Regions from separate parts of the Homo sapiens genome. Here region 1 is linked to region 2. A link is an interaction called in ENCODE POLR2A ChIA-PET data of the cell type or tissue named here. Cell type or tissue: Panc1. All regions are shown on one strand. Links, peaks and the distances in the headings refer to the core of each region. The heading gives the core; the rest is flanking DNA.

What was found. Peaks named below come from ENCODE experiments on the same cell type or tissue, not always from the same donor. Only the 100,000 strongest peaks of a DNase experiment are listed, where the experiment ranks them.
Region 1: POLR2A ChIA-PET joins it to region 2 with 6 read pairs; 1 of 35 experiments calls an interaction of 5 or more read pairs at or near these places.

What each region holds. Positions count from the first base shown.
Region 1 is chr7:11,477,825-11,483,216 of GRCh38, forward strand. THSD7A (thrombospondin type 1 domain containing 7A) reads right to left here. Exons shown (of 28, transcript NM_015204.3): 7 at 3,964-4,158. Among named protein-coding and RNA genes, the nearest start is that of THSD7A, 350 kb to the right of the region's middle. In Panc1, for the core only: no CTCF peak of the experiment used is centred there; no DNase peak of the experiment used is centred there; H3K27ac peaks cover 552 bases.
Region 2 is chr7:11,708,448-11,713,839 of GRCh38, forward strand. The region is part of intron 1 of THSD7A (thrombospondin type 1 domain containing 7A); the gene reads right to left. Among named protein-coding and RNA genes, the nearest start is that of THSD7A, 120 kb to the right of the region's middle. In Panc1, for the core only: no CTCF peak of the experiment used is centred there; no DNase peak of the experiment used is centred there; H3K27ac peaks cover 4,897 bases.

The DNA of each region.
Region 1 (5,392 bases), core at 93-5,092, 230 kb before region 2:
CTGTTGAGGTCTTGCTGCTCTCAGGTCTTTTCAGTGAATGAGGCTAATATATGTCTATATGTATATAATATGTACATATTTATATTTGCACACTTACATTGATGTTTATTCTATATTTATCTTTACAAATTGAACACCATGAATTCAAATAAATTAATAACATCCAATTCCAATGCTGTACCACAGAGTGTACTAGTTTTCTTTCCTAACATATTTGCAACTCTCTTCTCCAGCAATAAAAAAACCAACTCTCACTATGTTAAATACATGTACTTATTTTGTCAATTCCCTCTCACTTCACACTCCATTACCCATTGTTATCTCCATTGCTATACCCACAAGATATCTTCATTACTCTGCTCATGATCTGACATCCTACATGAGGCCACCCACATGACAGAAACACTCCTCAACTGTGTCTGGCTGTGACACCCCATACTGGGCTGGCCACCTTGATGCTGGAATTCTCTCTTGACCCAGCTATGCTCTGACATCCAGTGTAGAGTCACTCTTCTATCCTCTCATACAACCCATGTGCCCCCTGTCCTTCACCCTGCTCACTGGCTCTGAAAATGCATGCCAGGCCACCTCTTTTCCCACTTTGGTTGCTCCTCACCCAGTTGGGCTCTGACAACCCACTCTAGATCACCAACAGACCTCCTATCTGCTGGCACAGATGCCCAGCTGCTTGGCTTTACCAAATGGCTTTTTGGATAGAATTGTTCAGGAAAGGAGAAAAAGAGCCTAGCAATAAAAGGAAGTGAAAGAAAGGAAAAGGAAAAGCAAAAGGAAAAGCAAAAGGAAAAGAAAGAAAAGAAGTGCAGTATGAGGAAGAGAAAGTGCCATTCTATCATTCTGTCATTCATTTAAGAGGAACAAAAATAATTAATCCTAACATTTTCACAATGTTAGGAGCCCTGTTTTATCTACTGGATTGGGGCCATCGATAGATAGATACATACATACATATATACACACTGATACACAATAAGAACACTGAGTAAATCAGGGGTAAGAGTACTAGTCAATACTCCTCTCATTTTAGCACACAATAGGATTATATTTCCCTCATTCGCCTTGAAGTTAGGCATAGTTATACAACTTACATTAACAATGAAACGTGAGAAATGACATAAATCACTCTTAGATGGGAGAATTTACTTGCTGATGCTTAAAATCGACAGATAGATTCTCCAAGTATTTTCTTCCTCTGGCACATGAAGATTGTGGAACCAGGTCTTCATATGGTGATGCAATATTGTGACATTTCATGAAGGACAAATTGCCCTGTAGAGTTACCCAAAACTGTAGCTAAATTTCCATGAGGAAGAAGTAAATAAAGCTTTGTTCTTTAAGCTCCTGAATGTCTGGGCTGTCCATTACTGAAGCACAACCTAGTCTATCCTTATTAATTACAAGGAGTTATCCAGCCTTCAGTATTGTTTAATGGTGGCATTCTGATTAAGATAAGTGAAAGTATAGGTTGGAGCATTTATTTCATAAATCCAGATCTACTTTTCGCATGGACTTGTCCTGTATGTTATTTCCCTAGAAAATCATATAATTTCTTGTTTAAACACTTCATATATCATTTCTCAAATGTGGCACTTTCCTTTAAAGTTATCACAATCAGTGTCTGATCCACAGAAATTTAAGAACATTTATGACACAAAGCACTAATTCTTGAAGAATAATGGAAAGACTGACTTTTGTGTAGAATTACAAAGGATTATCTAAGTGGCAGAGAAACACATTTTAAAACTTCCTGCAGATGCTGTTCCTAAATCATTAAAAATAGTTCAGAATTAGGAAAGATTTATTTTGAGTAAGAGAAAATGTGTTTCAGTGTCCAACAAATAATAGGTACTAAGTAGGCTTTGAAGTACAAATTTCTCATAAAACATGTTTCAGTGTCCACTAATAGGTACTAAATAGGCTTTGAAGTATAAATTTCACATAATTATACCAGCTTTTATAAATGTTATTAACAGAGGTAAATAGCAGCAGAGACAAATAGCATTGACAGAGTTTCTTTTATGGCTTCCATGTTTTACAATAATGTATTATATATTTCAAAATAGCTGGAAGAGAGGATTCTCTATGCCCTTGCTAAAAGAAATGATAAATGTCTGAGGTGATAGATATGCTAATTATCTTGATTTGATTATTACACAATTTATCCATATATTGATACATCACACTGCACCCTATATATACAATTATTACACGTCAATTAAAACAGAACTATATTGTTTTGAATTAATGCCCTTATGATTTACTATATAAACATCTATAACTTTCCAGCATGACTTGCTTATAATGCAACCACTAAACTTAATTAAAAATTATTGAAGCCCTACCCTTTCAAACTCAGTGGATGATACATATCAAAGAGCAATCACAAATTTCTGCCTTTAAAACATTTCATGACCTTTCCGTGTGAAGCATCATGTCTACAGGAATAATGATCTGGTGAGTTCTGCAAGCATGGCAAAATCCTTGCCATGTGACTCGGGGTGGGGTGAAAAGTCATTCATTAGTAGTCACACAGCAAGTGTCTGCAGAGTATAATGAATTTACAGGAAGCAGGGTGACCACAGATCTAATTTTAATGAAGCCCAAGGCAAAATCTGAGCTGATAGAGTTTAAAGCCTTCATACAATCTTCACGAGGTTAGAGTCATTGTTTGACAACACAAGAAATATAATTTTCTTTGTAAAAGGTTGTATTTTTCAATAGATACACTTTTTTTTTGGAGCAAAGAGTTAAATATATATTAAGGTGGTAGGAAAAAGTTTTTGAACACTATAAAGAAAATTCTAAAATTTCACACAGGTTGGCTTTTCTGTGTGTAAAATGTTTTACGCATGTAACACTCATGTGCAAAGGCCAAGGTAATTATAGGTGTGCACAGTTGTTACACACACAGATAGCAAATTTGACTAGGAACACTATGTTTCTATCACTAAAATACTTCATGAACAGAAAAATAGAAAAAGTATAGGCAACACAAAACTCCCCCCAAATCGATAATTTGGGGAAAACATAAAATGTTATGCTTATTACAAATAGAAATAATTATTTATCAGTGCTAAATGTGAACAAAGAGTCATTTAGCTTGATAATGTTTAAATAACATACACTTATATTCTTGAGAAAGAACATGCCTTAATATGAACAAACTTGATTTACTTTTATGCTTTTCTCACTCTTGTGTTATTTTTCAGAAAGACAAGATTAAGTATGACATTATATTACCCAGTCACACAGAAGCCAAATTAGCATTTGGATATCATCTTGAGAGACAATTACCAAGAGCCTTGTATTTCTTGGCAATAAAGCTTGCAAGTGAGGTCTGAATATGTGACAAACATGCTTTATTCACCCTATAGGGTGAAGAGATTTAGGAGCAACATATTTTAAAAATGAACAAAATTTACATATGAGATTTCTGGACCTCGGAGCCTATGTTCAAGAAACTCAAAGAAACTGAAAATTGCAATTTTTGGTCGAACAGTAGCTATTCTTGTGATTTTAAATAAACTTTATGATTGGATATATATACTTATTTATGAGAAGGTAGAATATGATTTTCAAAAGATAAAACTGACTTCTGAAATTCAGAAAAAAACAATGAAACATCTGAAATTTTGGGAGCCATTTTCAGACCTTCTTAAAGGCCTAACACTTTGGTTTACAAAGAACTCTAATGACTGGAAGGGTGGGAAAAAGCAAAATGAGTTCACTTTTAAAAAGTCTTTCTCCTTTGTTAGAGATCCATTTTCAAGATTAATTTTGGGGGACAGAATCAAATTGCTCAACACATCAACAGATATTAAATCTTGGATGGCTGAATTTCTGGTTGTTGACTTTCATAGAATATCATCTTTTCCAGGCTACACAAAAAAGATGCACACTAACTTTTGAAACGAACCTAGATGGCGTCTGAAGCTGGCGACTCACCTTCTTCACCCGCATAGGCCAGAATGGATCGTGCTCGTATCTGTTTCCCTTCTGTCGTTTTCCCTGAGCAGGTGTGTGAGCAGGAGGACCACGTAGACCATGTGCTGAGCACACAGTCTTTCGGGCATGGGGCATCACAGGCCACAGGGATGGGGAAGATGGCATCTCTGCACAGCTGTCTGTCAACTTCTTCTCCTGGGGAAAACATGACCACCAACAGCTATTATTGTTAAATTAATGTAAAATGAGCAATTTAAACCAGATGGGCACCCAGATAAGTTACATTATCTTTCTTTTGCTCTTACTTAAAAAAACGTAGCCAAAAGAGGGATTGCCTACTATAGCCAGATGTTAATAGAACACCAGGAACAAGCATATATACACACATATACACTCATGACCCTAAATGAGGCTTCTTTCATTATCAGGGTATATCAAGCACATTGCTGAGACGATTCTTATGCCACAGACACCTGCCCATTAAGTACTAATTTTTATACTTGTACTCTTAAGTTGTAATAAGGAGCATCAACAAAGCATGTCCCCTCTTTCTTTTTTGGAGATGAGCTATGATTTACAAATAATGACTCTATCCATAGCATCTATCATATGTTTTCATGAACCAACTAATAGGTGTCTATTTACAAACTCTCTTGTGTCTCTCAGAGTAGTTATTTTCATACAATTGGCAACCTTCTTCTTTCGTAAAAAATTGTTTGTTAGTTGGAAATAGACAGGAAATGTAAATGATGGGATAACATTATAAAGTCACTGCTTAAGGTGATCCCAGTTGGAGAGGGAGGGAAACAATAGAAAACAAACAAATGGCAGAAGTAATGTGATGTCACTCCAGTGCTTAATATTTTTCATTAGTTCCCTGTTGCTCTTAAGATAAAGGGCAGATTTTTCAAGTTTACAAGACCTCGACCTCAAATGACCTCGCTGTGTTTCTCTTCCTAGCCTCATCTCACTTCACTCCCTCATTTTGCCCTTGACACTCTAGAGATTGGCCCAAAAATGGACACTTATTTAATATTTGCTGAATGCGTGAAATGAGATATATAAAAGGCCAATGAGAAACAAAACATTGTTGCTGTTAATAAATGCCAAAAACAACCAACAGAATAACCAAAACAGGGTAGGAGAAAAAGTCTGAACTCTATGGTTTAGTTGATTAATATAGGTGGTTAACGAGGTCAAGGGAACAGAACAGAATGAAATCATACACAATCAAACAAAAATTAACCTGCTATTTTGGCACAGAATATAATCATAATTCTGGGTGAATATATAAAAAGTGTGTGCCTCGCATTAGGCATTCAGGTGAGAAAGGGTGACTCACCTTGCCATTCCTTACAGAGGCTACTGAACAAAATAGTCCAAGCTGTTTCTCACTTGGGGAGTTAGGAGCATCATTTTAATGTACACT
Region 2 (5,392 bases), core at 216-5,215:
ATCTCTGCACAAAGAACTTCTAATAAAATGAATAGAAAATTAGCAACTTGAGAGAACAAAGTACAAGTCAACATAAAATTGTATGACCTTGAAAATAAATCACTTAATCTTTCAGGAATTAGGTTTTCTCTGCTGTAACATGTAAATTTTTGAGTAGATTATCTTTAAATTCCATCCTAGCTCTGAATTGCTATGACATTATTTTCTCCACTCACTCTAGCTCAAGGGTGTCTGCCTTCTCTTAATTCAAAAGTTTTGGACCATTCAGCTGATAATGCTCTGCTATGTCTCATTTCTTGTATTATGATCCAATATGCCAAATTCTAGTATGCTATTTTCACAATTATTATCAAATAGTTATTATAGACCAATATTAAGTCCTTAAAGAATTTAGATGTAAAGAGTAAAATTTAATGTGACTACCAAATGTTTAGACACTGTACATGGGCAAATAAGGCATATCAACATAGGAAATATAATACACATTATAGCACTATACGGTCAATGCCACAGGAGTGGTTTAGAAAATAATTATAAGGAAAATTTAGAAAAGGGAAGACATTGAATAACCTTGATTTATTTTGAAACATGACTCACTGGAAACTGAAAAAATAAAAGTGAATAAAATATAATCCTGCTCTTATGTAAATCACTAGTATAATCTGAGCTAAGCTATGAACAAGACAAGGCTATCGAGTTTCTTAACAGTTTTTTCTGAATATTTAGGGTCTGGCTTTGTTGTGAGCTCTCTGCTCATGCTGCATACATTCAATACAACATTTATCTTGATATTCCCCATAGTGCCTTCTAACTAGTAGGTACCCAATGGATATCCCTTAAGTGATTAATTCTCTTAAGCACATGAATTTATACCAAGAAATACCCTACTATACTCAGATCAGCCTGAGATAATAAAAATCTACTGGCATGATTTACACACCACTGAGTGTCAGGGCTGCTATGCTTTCTAACTTACCAGTCTCATAATTTGGCCTGGTAAATGAGTTATGGTGAGTTGAATCACTTATGAATCAGGTTTGCTTCTGTGGCCATAACTCATGGAGATAATGGAAGGAACCAGGAATCCCTTCTCTACCCATCTCCAACTGCTGTCTCTTTTGGTGTATAGTTCAGTCAATACCTGATACACTATTTTAAAAAATACAGTAAGGCCTTAACAGACACATATGTAGTCGTTTAACTTAACTTTGATTATGGCATATGAAACACCTAGAAGAAGCCAGTGCTTGAAAATTAATTAGAGAAAATGGTCTCTTTATCAACAGAAAAATAAATACTTATATTTAGAAGGTAAATCATGACTAGGAAGCCACAGAGAATACAGCAAGTTTGTTTGTCAAGAAATGTAGAAATTCCTGCCAGTTAAAGCCTGCTATCTTTCCATTTGAGACAAAAGCAGAAAGTAATCTGGCTTCCAAATGGGATCAGTGCAAACATGCATTCCTGCTTGCACACAACTTCATGTATGCAGACTTGCTGACTGCTAACTCTTAAAAGGTTGGATCAAATGTATGGCTACTACCTACTTCTTTAATGTCATTATCTCAAGAATCTTGTGAATTTTTAATACTGATTTTTACAATCTGATTTTATTGGAAACACACATGATAGAATAAATGCTATTTTTTTTTAAAAAATGAGGATTCTGTTATATGCATTAAAGCAGTGGTTTCAGTAAGTATAGGGTGAAGCCTAAGAATCTGCATTTTTAACAAGTTCTTAAATGGTACTGGTGCTTGTGGGCCAGGGAAAAAGCGTTGAGAATCAGTGCATCAAGGATAAATTAAACACACTTTACAAGAAAAAAAAAAAGAAAAGAAAATTAGAGCTATTGCTCAGTGACTTCTCTAAACACATGTACTTCCTGTAACTCACATTTGTTTCAGACCCCTTGGGCAACCTGAGTTAGATTCCCAATAACTCTGATTTTGTTCAATCCACTCATCAAAGCTAAGTCTCAGAAATAAAATGTAGCAAGAGATAATATAAATCTTCCTTTGCAAAAACATGCTGCAAAATTTGTAACCTGAAAGTCCCAAGGAAGTAGAGGCCAGAATTATTTGAGAGTAGCCATAAAAGCCAGGGTATATATCCCCTGCTGGATTCTTGCATGCAGAATTAACAAGCACTTCTTGAGTTCTAATGCAGAGGGACTCTGCATGCTGACCTACTTCTCGGGAAAGCATGATTGATTGAAGTTTGCAAAATGCTCTGAGGAAGAGAAGTTCTTTATTATTTTATCCAAGAAACCAAAAAAATTTTTGAATTTTTAACATTCTGTTTGTTACATGCCCCTATTTACAGACTATCATGTACTTTAGATCAGCAGCAGCTTACATCAAAATGTAAGAAGAGGATAATATAGAGTTGAATTTGAGTAAGTTCCAGGATCTAATTACTCCTGCTTGCTTTTCAAATGATAATTGTATTTGCTACCCTATTTGATAAAATAATATATACAATAAAAGGTCTGAAGAGAGCCAACAAAATATATGCATTAAATGATTTTAAGGTGCATCTATTAAATAATGTGTCTATTAAATAGTTTTGAGTGAGCAAAGAAGGAAAATGCATATTATGTCCTTTGTAGATATAGCTTAGGGATATTCCTGATAGTGTCTTCTTTTATTTTCCAAGGACCACTAAAAAGTACTGGGAAAGTTGAAGTAATATAAATTAATCAGAAATGAAAATGTGCTTTATACATTTAGTTAAACACACAGGCAAGGAACTGATACTTTTGTGCCAGAGTCATTTCAAGTCATAGGTTTTGTCCTTTATTATATATTCCATGTGCTAGGAATGAAGGAGCTTGTTGGAGAGCAGGAAATGTCCTTTCTTGGGGTCACAGAGGCCCAAGTTAAAATCTAGGCTCTGCCGATTATTTGTTGTGTCAATGCCCCCAAGTTAACATGGCATTCCTATCCCCCAAGTTAAGTTTCTGAAATGCTGTTTTAACCTTAATCTGATATTGATCTGCTGACGAATTAAATTTCTCTATTCCTACATTTATTTTTCTTTATGTATAAATCCACACTTGCAATTTTATGTATTTAACATCCTCAATTTCCTCATCAGGAAACTGGCATCAGCTATCAGATAAAATTGTTATAGGGATTACATGAGATGATGAAGGTGAACCTATAACACTTGGTACAATTTAGGTACTAAGCATGGCAATGTTTTCTCTAGGGGAAAAATTTCAACTGGTTACTTCCCAGTGAGAACTGGCAGAAGTATGTAACTTCATAGAAAACACACACCTCAGTTGTACTTCAGTTTCATCTATGGGTAACCATGCTGCACAAGAGAAGTATGGCCAAAGGCCAGTTAGTCTGTAAACATCACAGTTGAGATAAGGACTGGTTACTTACCATCTTTGCATCCATATAAATAAAAGCCTCACAAGCATGTTTTAGGGGATCACTTATTTAATTCAGATTTCTCCTATTTGGATTTCTCCATTTTGTCACCAGAAATAGCCTATGGGTATCGTCCTCTAGGTGGTACAGAACAAAAAGAAACAAAAACACTCAGCTGAAACCTTCCTCCCAGCTAAGAAGTCATCAAGTGAAAAGAAATGTTCAAAAGAAGCCCTCAGGAAAGAGACTATGCAAATATGAATAGGAAAAAACTAGACTTCTGTCTATGGTATATGTTTCCAAGTTATCCTCCAGCTGATTACTTGGGCTAGTACAAACCATAAATTTACCCAAAGAAAATGATGACAGCATGATGCAAAATTACAGGTCCACTGACTATACCCTACTTTTCTGGGTGATGGGCTGATCCTGTGTAATAAACACTCATATTACATTCCACAGTCGAGTACTATAGGTAGAGATTATTCACCATTGGTTTGAGTTTAGGCTTGAAGGAATAAATATGTAATCATATGGCAGGGAAAGGAACATGTAACTTTTCCTCTCTTATCACAGAAACTGCCATTTTGCTTTGGAGTTTACAGATTACACAGAAGTCACCTAATCTTTACTGAAAACATTTACCTCTGGAAAAGGTCGACATTTTGATACAGGACAAACACTGTCACTAACCTTGGCACTAGACTTTAAATATTTTCCACCAAATATCAATAATATCAGTAATAAGTTTCATTTCTCATGAGGCCAGCTATTGACCATCTTAGGTATGCTTGACCCAAATGAACTTGATGTAAGCAGAATCTCAGATTTGTTGCCTCAACCTTAGATTCTACATTTATTTACTTAGAAGTGTTTTCTACTTAATCCTAACATCAAATCTCACCTTCAAGTAACAGTTGATAAATTACATATGTGGCCTATTATATGTTATTTTAGTAATGAAACTGTTCTGTTCTCCATGTAGAAATCATCAATTTTCTGACAAGTTTTCTTAAAATGTAAGTCAAAGAAAAGGGTATAATTCATTCCCAGAGCAGAAAATAATACTAGATTCTAGATGAACTTAAGTATCTTCCAATTAAACATTCTAAGCCTAGGAATAAGCATCAAATTTCTCCGTCTTTTTTACTTCCATGGTACCACATCTCTACATGACTCTGATGAATTTTGCATCTTCATGTGACCATGCATATGCAAAGAGTGATTGAGTGGACAGATAATTTTCTCAACTCTTCCAAACACAGGATGCCTTGATCTATAGTTCCAAAGCCATGGCTCATTAATTAGCACAGTTCTGCATAGCACATTGCTGCCAAACCAGTTAGCAGCCAGATAAAGAGATGCAAAGCTCAACTTCTGTGGCATTTTGTGTTTCCCTCCCATTCCTCAAAAAAGATAAGGACTAGAAGTAATGAATAAATAGGTTAAAAAGACAAATAAAAGCTAATTTCACTTTACAAGGTTTATGTTTATGATCTTTTCTTCTCCCAGTGGTTTTCTTAGCTTGGCTAGGATATGCCATGTTACATTAGTAACTATCAGTTAAAAAAGATAAATTGACTCCTAATCTGTCTGTCATAAATAAGACTCCCTGCTCATGCATGCTCTGAGAATGAGAACTAAATTTACTGTCGTCTTGCCCTTTCAGCAGATTACTCATGGAGGCATAAGTAGGTATACACAGAATACAAGGAAATGTCCTATTCAGAGTAAAAGTCCGAACTTTATTGCGTATATCAGGAAGCAATTGTATATGTACCTGATGCCTGTGGAATCCTAACTTTTGTTTAGGATTAAGGAAAGGAGTGGACCTCAATCTTTATTAAAGAAGCCAGATGATCATGACAGTTGGATTGTAGAGCCCATTGTGTCTCAGTCTTCTGGCAAACTTCTGTAAATAAACAGGCACACAGAGCTAGATGTTCTCTTGTCACTTAAACTGCAATTCCTATCAGTGGGTGCTGAAGTCTTAAAATGACTTATATTTT